Regions from separate parts of the Homo sapiens genome. Here region 2 is linked to region 1. A link is an interaction called in ENCODE POLR2A ChIA-PET data of the cell type or tissue named here. Cell type or tissue: MCF 10A. All regions are shown on one strand.

Evidence for each region. ChIA-PET counts read pairs that join two places held together with the same protein. Peaks named below come from ENCODE experiments on the same cell type or tissue, not always from the same donor. Only the 100,000 strongest peaks of a DNase experiment are listed, where the experiment ranks them.
Region 2: POLR2A ChIA-PET joins it to region 1 with 6 read pairs; 2 of 35 experiments call an interaction of 5 or more read pairs at or near these places.

The regions. Positions count from the first base shown.
Region 1 is chr13:76,850,359-76,855,358 of GRCh38, forward strand. No RefSeq gene overlaps it. Among named protein-coding and RNA genes, the nearest start is that of KCTD12, 34 kb to the right of the region's middle. In MCF 10A, no CTCF peak of the experiment used is centred here; a DNase peak (open chromatin) is centred at 2,723.
Region 2 is chr13:76,709,529-76,714,528 of GRCh38, forward strand. It overlaps LOC105370265 (a long non-coding RNA gene), which reads right to left. Exons shown (of 4, transcript XR_001749923.2): 4 at 2,580-2,787. Among named protein-coding and RNA genes, the nearest start is that of KCTD12, 170 kb to the right of the region's middle. In MCF 10A, no CTCF peak of the experiment used is centred here; a DNase peak (open chromatin) is centred at 2,133.

The sequences.
Region 1 (5,000 bases):
TAAAGAAATCAATCAGCAAATTATAAGACAAAATGAATTAAGTGCTAAGTGGTTAAAAACGCAAGTTCTGAGTCAGAATGCTGGGCTCAAATCCTTCTTTGCCACTTACTAGCTGAGTAAACTTACGTACAGAGAATAGAGTCGCCTCAAGCAACAGGAGATTTTGAGTAGGGATCCTGTGATAGATAATTTTATGTGACAACTTGGTTAGGCTATGATGCCCAGTTGTTCAGCCAAACACCAGTCTAGATATTACTGTGAAGGTATTTTTAAGATGTAATTATATTTAAATCAGTAAACTGATTAAAACAGATTACCCTGCATAATGTTATGGGCCTTATTCAATCAGTTGAAGGTATTAAGAAGAAAAACGGAGGTTTCCCAAAGAACGGATTCTTCTCAAGACAGTAACATAGAAACCCTTCCTGGGACTGAGTTTCCAGCCTGCTGCCCTGCAGAATTTGTACCCAGGACTGCAACATCAACTCTTACCTGAATTTCAAGAATCCAAGCCCTACAAATTTAAGACTTTCAACTCCCCAAAAATCATGAGTCAATTTCTTAAAATAAATACCTCTCTCAATAGATAAATACATATATAAAGATATATATAAAACACATGCTATATGTATATAATCATGATATATAACATTATACAATATATAATTATATTCTAATATAAAATTTACAAATATATAATCATACATATAATATTGATTCTGTTTCTCTAGATAACTCTGGCTAACATAGATATATACTAGGGAACCCAGGAGAAGTCAACAGTCCTGCCTTACATAGAAAACAAATGCTTGAGTCAGGCTCATGGAGACAGGACCAATCAGATACCCATTCACCTAGAACCTCAGCAGCAGGAGTGTGTGGCTTCTCATTCTAGGGCTTTGCCATCAAAGTGGCTCTGCAAATTCCTTTGAGTCTCTTTTATTTTCTTGGAGCTACAGACTGGCTCGTCATATGCCAATCTGTTTGTCCATTCTCTGCCTTGCATCTTCTGCTCACTCTTAGTTTCTGCTTCCTCAGAAAGTTTCATTTGGTCTGTTGTGACCCTCATGGCCTAAAACTACTCCATGGCTTTTCTCTGAGCAATCTTTCAGCTTCAGCTCTCGTGGCTGGCTGCTTCCCTATCATGATAATTCACAGATCACATTACCCAGAGAAGTCAGTTGGCATAGTTCATTTTGGGGGCCATATCATGGTTTAGGTCTCTGGGTAGCCTAGGAATTGGCTTCCCTTGGGACCCATCTCTGGGACAATTAAAGACGAGAGTCATAGATGCCAAGCATGGCCATCTGGGACTGTTTCTTCCTGGAAAACTGTAAAAAGCTGCCTTGGAAGAAGCTGTGAGTCCATGATGACATGTCTACAAAAGAGGAAAATGATACGGGCAGTAAAGCGAGCAGCCACGAGATGATGACCAGCATAGGAGCTCTCAGCCCACCCTTGCAAAGGGAGCAACTGGCACCACCAATGGCTGTAACAGCGACCACTTCTTACCTATACTCGGTTCTTCTCAGGAACAGGGAATATTTGAAAGTTCCATTGGTTGCAATAATGAGAGAGATTGAGTCAGATGATGGCAGTAGTCATAGAGTTCTTATGAATAATATTCACATACTAGTCAAGCATTCGTAGTATTCTGGTGAGCCCTATTATTTTATATTATTTGTACCTTATTAGATTGGGGAGCCTGAAGAAATGCTTATGCTTTTGCGGGGAGGTGGTATTTCACCAGAAGCAGTCCAAATTCTGGTGCAATGTTGTTTTACACCATAGACTAACTTCCCTTTCTGGAATTCAGCTCTTTGATAATAGGGAAAATTAAAGTAAGACTTCTAAATGATCTCAGTGGTATCAGTGTGGGCCCTTACAGATCACATCTGTTTGGGAAATATTGGGAAATACTGCTGGACTACTACGTAGCAAGGATATCACTAAGTAGGCTGATTTTACAGCATCTGGGTTGGTACCGAGATGTACCTTCCAGTACTGGAGCCACTCATTGTATGTGGCTAATTACATGTAAGTGAAATTAAATCAAATTAAGTTACAAATTTAGTTCTCAGTTGCATTAGCCACATTTCAAGTGCCCAATAGCCACATTGGGCAAACAGGCTATTATATTGAACTGTGCAGATTTAGAACATTTCCACCATCACAGAAACGTCTATTGGACGGTACTAGTATGGCACGCTCACTGTGATATTGAGGGTAAAGGAATGGGAACACAGTCTTACCAGAGCTTCCCTTACAGAATGATGAACTTAGATTTCTAGGAACATACTTGTGGAGAGAGCTGCCAGGAAAGGGATTTATAAGTCCCTCACCTCAGATACTGAATTTTTAAAGAAGCTGATCCATTTCTTAGGAAGTGAAATGAATGTGCTGGAAGATATGGCCAAAGCACCAGAGCATGAAATCACCCTGCAGTCCCAAGCCCCATCGTGTCATGAGGAAGGTGTGCCCAGATACTGGGGTACAAGTGGAGTGCATAATTCAACAGTCCCTTAGAGAAGCCATGAAAATCAGAAAATTGGTGATTTTCTAAAGAAAACCTGTACCAGTTCCTGAGAAACAGATTTTTGGTAGCTGGCTAAAACATATACTTTAGATGAAGGATGGTGAGTTTAAGGGAAGAAAACCACAGAGTTCCATAGTTTGGGCGTCCTGTGGAATGCAGCCAGGTTCTTGGGCAATACTGAGGATTCATACTCAGGTGTTGCATGCTGTGGGAAACTTAACCACTTAGGCAGCACAAAGAAAAAAGACTAGACACATTAGCATAAAGAGTGTAAGAGGACTTGGTAAGTAACGAGCTGGGAGGGCTTCCAGGCCTACTATCACCAGAGTTGACAGTTACAACAAGAACAATTACCCCAGGACTCCACCAAGGTCAGAGGGGACAAGGGGGCAACAAGGTTCCCACATTTGAGCCTCAGACTTCACATTCTTTTCTTGTTTAGTCAACAGTATTATGAGTCACATTCTTTTCCTTTATTAACTTTCTCATAATGGGAAAATAACTATCTACATTTAATAATTATAGACTCCAGGAATATTTATTTTACTCCTTTCATTGTAATCTTTATCAGTCAAGTTCTTTTAACCTATTGGATTAGAAACCAGTGGCCAATAGTAAGTAAAGCCCATAATTACATACATTCCAGTTTGCTGCCAATGGCTCCAGTTCACATTGTTGTCCAGAAGTTATGGTCAATAGTGCCCCATTTCACTCATAAAAGCCCAAGTTTGGACAATAAATAATGCAGTCACCTACTCATAATGCTATTCCCTAAGTATGTTCCAAAATGCCAAGGGCAAGATGTGTTGTTTTTCCAAGGCTGGCGGTTTTAATACCACCATCTCAGCAAGGTCAGCTTGGGTGGAAGACATGACTTCACCAGGTCAGCACTGCTCACCATTTTCAAAGCTACTCCATTTTTATGCCTTTTTTTAACCTCTCTGTACTTCTCAAATTCAATTTTAGTGCCAATTTTGTTTAGCACAGTCTTCTTCCTGTCCATTCTTCAAGATTTTTATTTTCCCTTTGGCTTTCTATTTTCTTATCTCGGTTGTCTATTTTTCTACATTTACTGTAATGTGTGCTTTCTATTTGTGGCTTCTTTCTTCCCACATTCAATTTGTCTGTCATATTTTAAATGACTATGTTTGAGTAAATGATAGCATTTCACAAGTATCCACTGGTAGAATGAGCAACATCTGATAACTAACCTTTTTATTCTACCTCATATCTATTGAACTTTAGCCTGATAGGTTAAACTTCCTAGTGCTTTCAAAAATAACTGAAAAGTAGTAGCCTGCTGATAAATAGCTATCCATCAGCCCCAGGGGAGTTAGGGCCAGGAGGGGTCCTGATTTGCAGTGTTTGCTGATTTCCATGGTATAAATACCCTCATCGTGGACAATTTTAGCCTACAACCTAACCTCAACCAGTTAGCAAAATGTGTAAAAATGGAACAGTTGTCTGTGATGTGCCCGTGTGACATAGTTCTCACAGGTCACTGCAAAACCCTTGGCAGAGATATGGAACATAAAGTCCTAAAAAGCAAATTGCGTAATAAATAATTATTCTAAGTGTGTGAATTCTGAATTATCATAAAAGAAAAATAAGCCTATATCTAACAAATAACATATAAGATTCTATGTGAAAACTAGAAAAGTCAATAGGAGCTATTTCTGGTATATAAAAGTACCAATGTGGTGAGTTAACTGGGTTCTAATTCCCCTTGCTACCCACCAAAGATCATTCCCAAATCGCAAACACATTATTATGTGAGGATAGTACTCCAGGCTCCATGACTGCCACACTAAAGCAAATCCATGGGCCAGCAAACTTCCATGAGCTGGAACTGAGCCTCCAGGCAGAAAGGAAAAAAAAAAAAAAAAAAAATCAGACACTTTCAGAGCTGTACATCAATGCACTAGCTATTGAAAATCCTTTGGCAGTCAGCAAAAGTTATAAGATTGCCTTTTCTCTGTTCTAAGAGATTGCAGAAGGCCTAAAGTTTACATTTGGGATCAGTGATTTTTTTCACAGATCTAAGCACTATTTCTATTCAAAGCCAATTTACAGCTTTGTTTAGTCCTAGTGGCTTAATATATAATAGAGAATAAAGCAGGTTAGAAGTAGGAAAAGCCCTTTGAGGCATAAATAATTTAAGCATTACTCACATCAATTCAAATGCTTTAATCAAATGTAAGAGATTCTACACAGAATTCACTAACTAGACACACCAGTAAAAGGCAAAATAAATATTTTCTAGAGAATGTTCTGTCGCAACACAGCATTACCTCCAAACTAAAAATATTTGGCCTGTGGGAAAAAGCCTAAAGGCTGAAAATTTACTGACTCCAAATTTATTAAGGTAATCATAGGTGTCTCAGTCACATATATTATTGTGGATTTAAAAAAAAAATCCTTATGCTAAAATGTGGGCAGGGCACAGTGGCTCATGCCTGTAATC
Region 2 (5,000 bases), 140 kb before region 1:
GAACACTGGGGGAAACCTAATTTCCTAGGCCCTTACCAAAAACTTCTGGCTATGTACTCCCCGCCTTAAAAGACAAGCTCATTTTAAAGAGACAGCCCCCCTCATTACGCCAGCCCATGGTTCTAAGTGCAGGGACCAAGGGGCAAGAAGGTAAAGACATTATTCAGAGACAGAAACTCCAAAACCAGGTTGGATTTAAGGAACATGCCATAGTAGATCCCTGTTCTAATTGACTAGCCTGTTGAATTTCTAAATATCGAATAGTCTGGCCTCCCTCTGAGATTCTAAAGGTTATTTCTAGAGACTCCTCAAACCCTGCAAACAGGCTTGTCATAGATTGTTCAACTTCTAAAGTAATCTCCAGACCCCAAAGCCTGCACCAAAAGAAAATGGGATACTGCTCCCCAGCAGCTCTTCCTGAACTTAGGTAAATTCACGGGGAAGATTGCCATGGCCTCATTTTAGCCTGCCTCTGGCCCCAGCCCCAGTGCTGCATTCTCAGCAGTGAATCAGGCACTGCATTTTCATTCCCATCTGACTTATGTGTCCAATTCAGAATTGATCCACAATGTGCAAAAGAAGAAAAGTGAGTAATTAAGCTCTGCTCCAAACCCCAGCACTGAGGAGTTGGTATTTTATCCTGCAGGCCTTAAGGAACAGTGAGGGCTTATCACCAGTTTTAAGCAGGTTTAATGCAGATAAGACTTGTGGTGTGTTTTGTAAAGGTAATGGCGGCAGCAATGGTAGATTGGTAGGGAAAGGGTAGGACTGAAAATGAACCTAAAATTAGTAAGCAACAGCAATTTAAAAAATAACTAATATAGGTTTGAACTAACAGAGTTGCAATGACTATGGCATAGCATTAAGGGATACCAGAGAGTATGCAGACAATGGAAGAGGTTGCCAATATCAGAAATACAGCAAGAGGAACTCCTCCTATAAGATAGCACGAAGATTAAACTATGTAGACTGTAAATGGATGCAAGTCCCTTGTTTTGTTTTTGTTGGAGGGACGGAAGAAGCAGACAGCTGGAATTCTGTCTGAAACAGAAAGAAAGATTTTTAAGTATTAAATACTTGTTTATTTTTCACTTGAAAAGGATTTGTACTGAAAATTGTCAAGATGTATAGGTGCTCTTAAGGGATTTGGGCAACACATACACAAAAGAATGCCTTGGTTACCTACTGATATGCAGCCCATGGGCCCTTACACCTTAGCACGTGTTTGGGAGCCTCTAGGTCCACTGCACAAGGTTTTAGGCTAGAAAATGAGGCTAATTACATTCTTTCTGAGTTCCTTTTCACCTGGATGAGAGCATAGTGTGAAGTGATTCTAAAGGACTTAAGAGACAATATAAACAGATCAGAAAAACTGAAATCAAAATATATTTTAATAATTTATAAAAGCTAGAAGCGATGATTACTTGCCCAACGGAGTTGGCATCAGCCTTAGTCCTTCAACATCCCTTCCCTCACTAAGATTCTATGAAATACTGTGTTCCTCTAAATGCTATACCTTTCCTTCTTTGCCACCGCTTCACATTAATCCCTAAATAGTGTTCAATAAATGCCCATTGGTCTCTCAGGCAAATGTTGATTCAATGTGGCAATTGTAGTCCATCTATCACATAGTGTCTATGCAAGGATTGAATGAAATTTTGCAGGTTAAGAGCTTAGCTTAGTTCCTGGCATATAATAAGCACTCGCAGATGATGGCTATCTTCAACTACATATAGCATTGAAAATTGTAATTTTAGCTACAAAATAAGTTGGCAAAATGACACTTTTATTATTGTAAGTATCTGGTAACCCACCCATTTTCACTCCAGTTTCTACTTCTTTGTGCTTTGATTGCCCAAAATTAAGTATTAAAATTAAATTTATCAAAGAATTTGAAGACTTAGATGCTTACATTTTAAAAAATACCATAATGATAATCAAAATCCCACCCAAGCATTCTTTGGCTAAGTCCGAGATTGTTATTCACTAGCACAGTTATGCTCCTAATCCTTTGCAAAGAGCAAAACTTCTTTCTCATAATCAGGGCTAAGGCTTAAAGTTCTTTCCCAGAACTGCCTTGAAGTTCTTTCTTCAACTTGGCCAGCTGCACTTGAATGCGAGATTTCCGCCCTAGAAAGAATGTAGTTATGTCCAAGTGGGATGAGTCATTGAATTCTAAGCACAAAATATTTTATCTGTTTAAGAGGAGCAGTGGAGAGTTCCTTTTTTATGGTGAAACAGTGCTTGAAGCAGGCCAGGACGAAAGCCATCCCATCTCATCCCATTTCCTCTTTTCCATGCCTTGCAACTGTGAAAGGGAGGGAAGAATTGACAAGAAACTATTTGAACTCTGGCCATAGGCCACTTGGCTTTGTAGATTTACCAAGTAATCTTGGCAAATAAGAAAAAGTCCTTGAGTAATAGTATGGAACATTAAGCCCCTCAGGGATGCTCATTAAATGCTTGCTGGCTGTGTGTAGAAGTCTTAAGCCCCATCAAGTCATGCTGCCCTATTGATAACCCTAGACTACATCACACCTCCACTTTCTTTAGACTCTGTATAGGAAGTTATGACACTATTTTTGAAATTTGCAACAGTTTATTAGCACTCCAGCATTAACTATATGAAGATGAGTTTTCACTGAGTAGTTTGTTGAGAGAAGGACATTTTCAGATGGACATATGAATACGTGAATCACTCAGGTTTTCTTTTTGAAATAACATTGCTGAGAATGAGCCCATTTCATCTTGTCAATGCTCTTCTTCATATTTAATCATTGCATTTACCTTCAGAAAGGTAAAGGAGATAATATTAATTCCAGTTGATACAATCATGTAACAGGCATTTAAGGAACACCTACTATATGCAAGCTACTCTACTAGGTACTCCAGGGAATACGAAGCTGAGTAACACTCAGTCCCTGCTGTCCAGTGGCTTTTAATAGCAGAGGAAAGACAAAACAAAAGCACATATAACTACAATACAAAGTGGACTAAGAAAAGATTTTGATTGTTATGTACAAACTGATGGGAAAGCATCAAAGGATTGTTGTATGCAGGAGAGTGACATGATTATAACTGCATTTTAGAAAAATCACCCTGGCCAGGCATAGTGGCTCACACCTGTGATTTCAGCACTTTGGGAGGCCGAGGAGGACAGATCACTTGAGTTCAGGAGTTCGAGACCAGCCTGGCCAACATGGTGAAACTCCATCTCTACCAAAAATACAAAATTTAGCCAGTTGTGATGGTGTGTGCCTGTAGTCCCAGCTGCTGGGGAGGCTGAGGCAAGAGAGTCACTAGAACCTGGAAGACAGAGGTTGCAGTGAGCTGAGATTGCACCACTGTACTCCAGTCTGGGTGACAGAGCTAGACTCCATTCTCAAAAAAACAAAAAAGAAAAATCACCCTGCCAGAAGGATGATGGGATAGATTGAAAGGGAGCAAGCAAGGCAAACAGCATTAGGAAGTTTGAAGTCCCATGATCTTCAAGCTGGAGGCCCAGGAAAGCCAGTAGGTAAGTTCTAGTCCAAGGACAGGAGAAGACCTATGTCCTACCTCAAGCAGTCAAACAGAGAGGGGGTATTCAACCTTCTCCCTTTTGTGTCCTATTTGGATCTCAATGGATTAAACAATGCCCACCTACACTGAAGAGGGACATCTGTTTTATTCAACCCACTAATTCAAATGCTAATGTATTATGGAAACATGCTCACATACACACCCAAAAATAATGTTTAACCACATATCTGGGCATCCCATGGCCTAATCAAGCTGACACATAAAATTAACCATCACAGGAAGCTACTGTAATAATAGAGGTAAGATATGAAAGAGGCCTAACCTAAGGTAAAGAATACAGAGGAAATGCAGGAAATGTATTAAAAGATTTCAGTGAGGGAAAATGAATAGGCCTGGGTGGCAAATGATTGACTGATGTGTGGCAAATGATTGATTGATGGGTAGCAAGTGACTGATGAGGGATGCTGAAGGAATATGAGATAGAGCCAAGACCTCTACCTTTGGCAGCAGGGTGGGCTCACTGCAGGAGAGCATGGCAGAGATGCAGAAAGGCATCTGGGTGAGGCCGATAGGAGCACTAGAAGTGCTCAGGGAACAAGGACAGCACTCTGATGGAGAGTGGGGTATACATAGTAGGAGGATGGCAGAGGAGGTTGGAAGAGGAAGCTGAGCACCTGCAATGGTCAAGTTTTGGAGTTAACTTAACCCGATTAAGGGATACCTAGTTAGCTGGTAAAGCATTGCTTCTGAGGGTGTCTGTGAGGGTGTTTCTGAAGGAGATTGGCATGTGAGTCTGTGAACCGAGTGGGTAAGATCCCCCCTCAATGTAGGCGGGCACCATCTGATTAGTTAGGGGTCCAAGTGGAACAAAAAAATGGAGGAGGGGCAAATATTTTCTTTCTCCTGCAGATCCAGGATGTCCCTCTCCTGCCCTTGGGCATCAGAACTCCACATTCTCTGGCTTTTCGACTCCAGGATTCACACAGGTGACCCTGGGTACTCAAGCCTTCAGCCTCAAACTGAGAATTATACCATCAGCATCCCTGGTTATGAGGTTTTAGGCTGAGCCACACTATCTACCTCCCTGGTTCTCCAGCTTGCAGAGGGCCTGTGTTGGTACTTCTCAGCCTTCATAATGATGTGAACCAATTCCCCCAGTAAATCCCTTCTCACATGTATATATGTATAGGTTCTATCTCTCTGGAAAACTCTGACTATTACAGCACTTTGAATGCCAAGCACAGAGGTTAGACTTTAATTCAGTGAGCAATGGAGAGGCTTTTAAGCCATAGAACAATGTGATTGAAGCTGTTCTTTTGGAAAATTAATCTGATCAATGAAGAGGCCTAGATTCCAAAAGGTTAATTGCTAAGACACCTAGTTAGTGCAGAGATGGGACTAAAATGGAAGTCTTCAGACTCCTGGCCTATTTTGTGCAATGAGGAAGAACATTGCCTACTTCATAGAATTCTAAATAT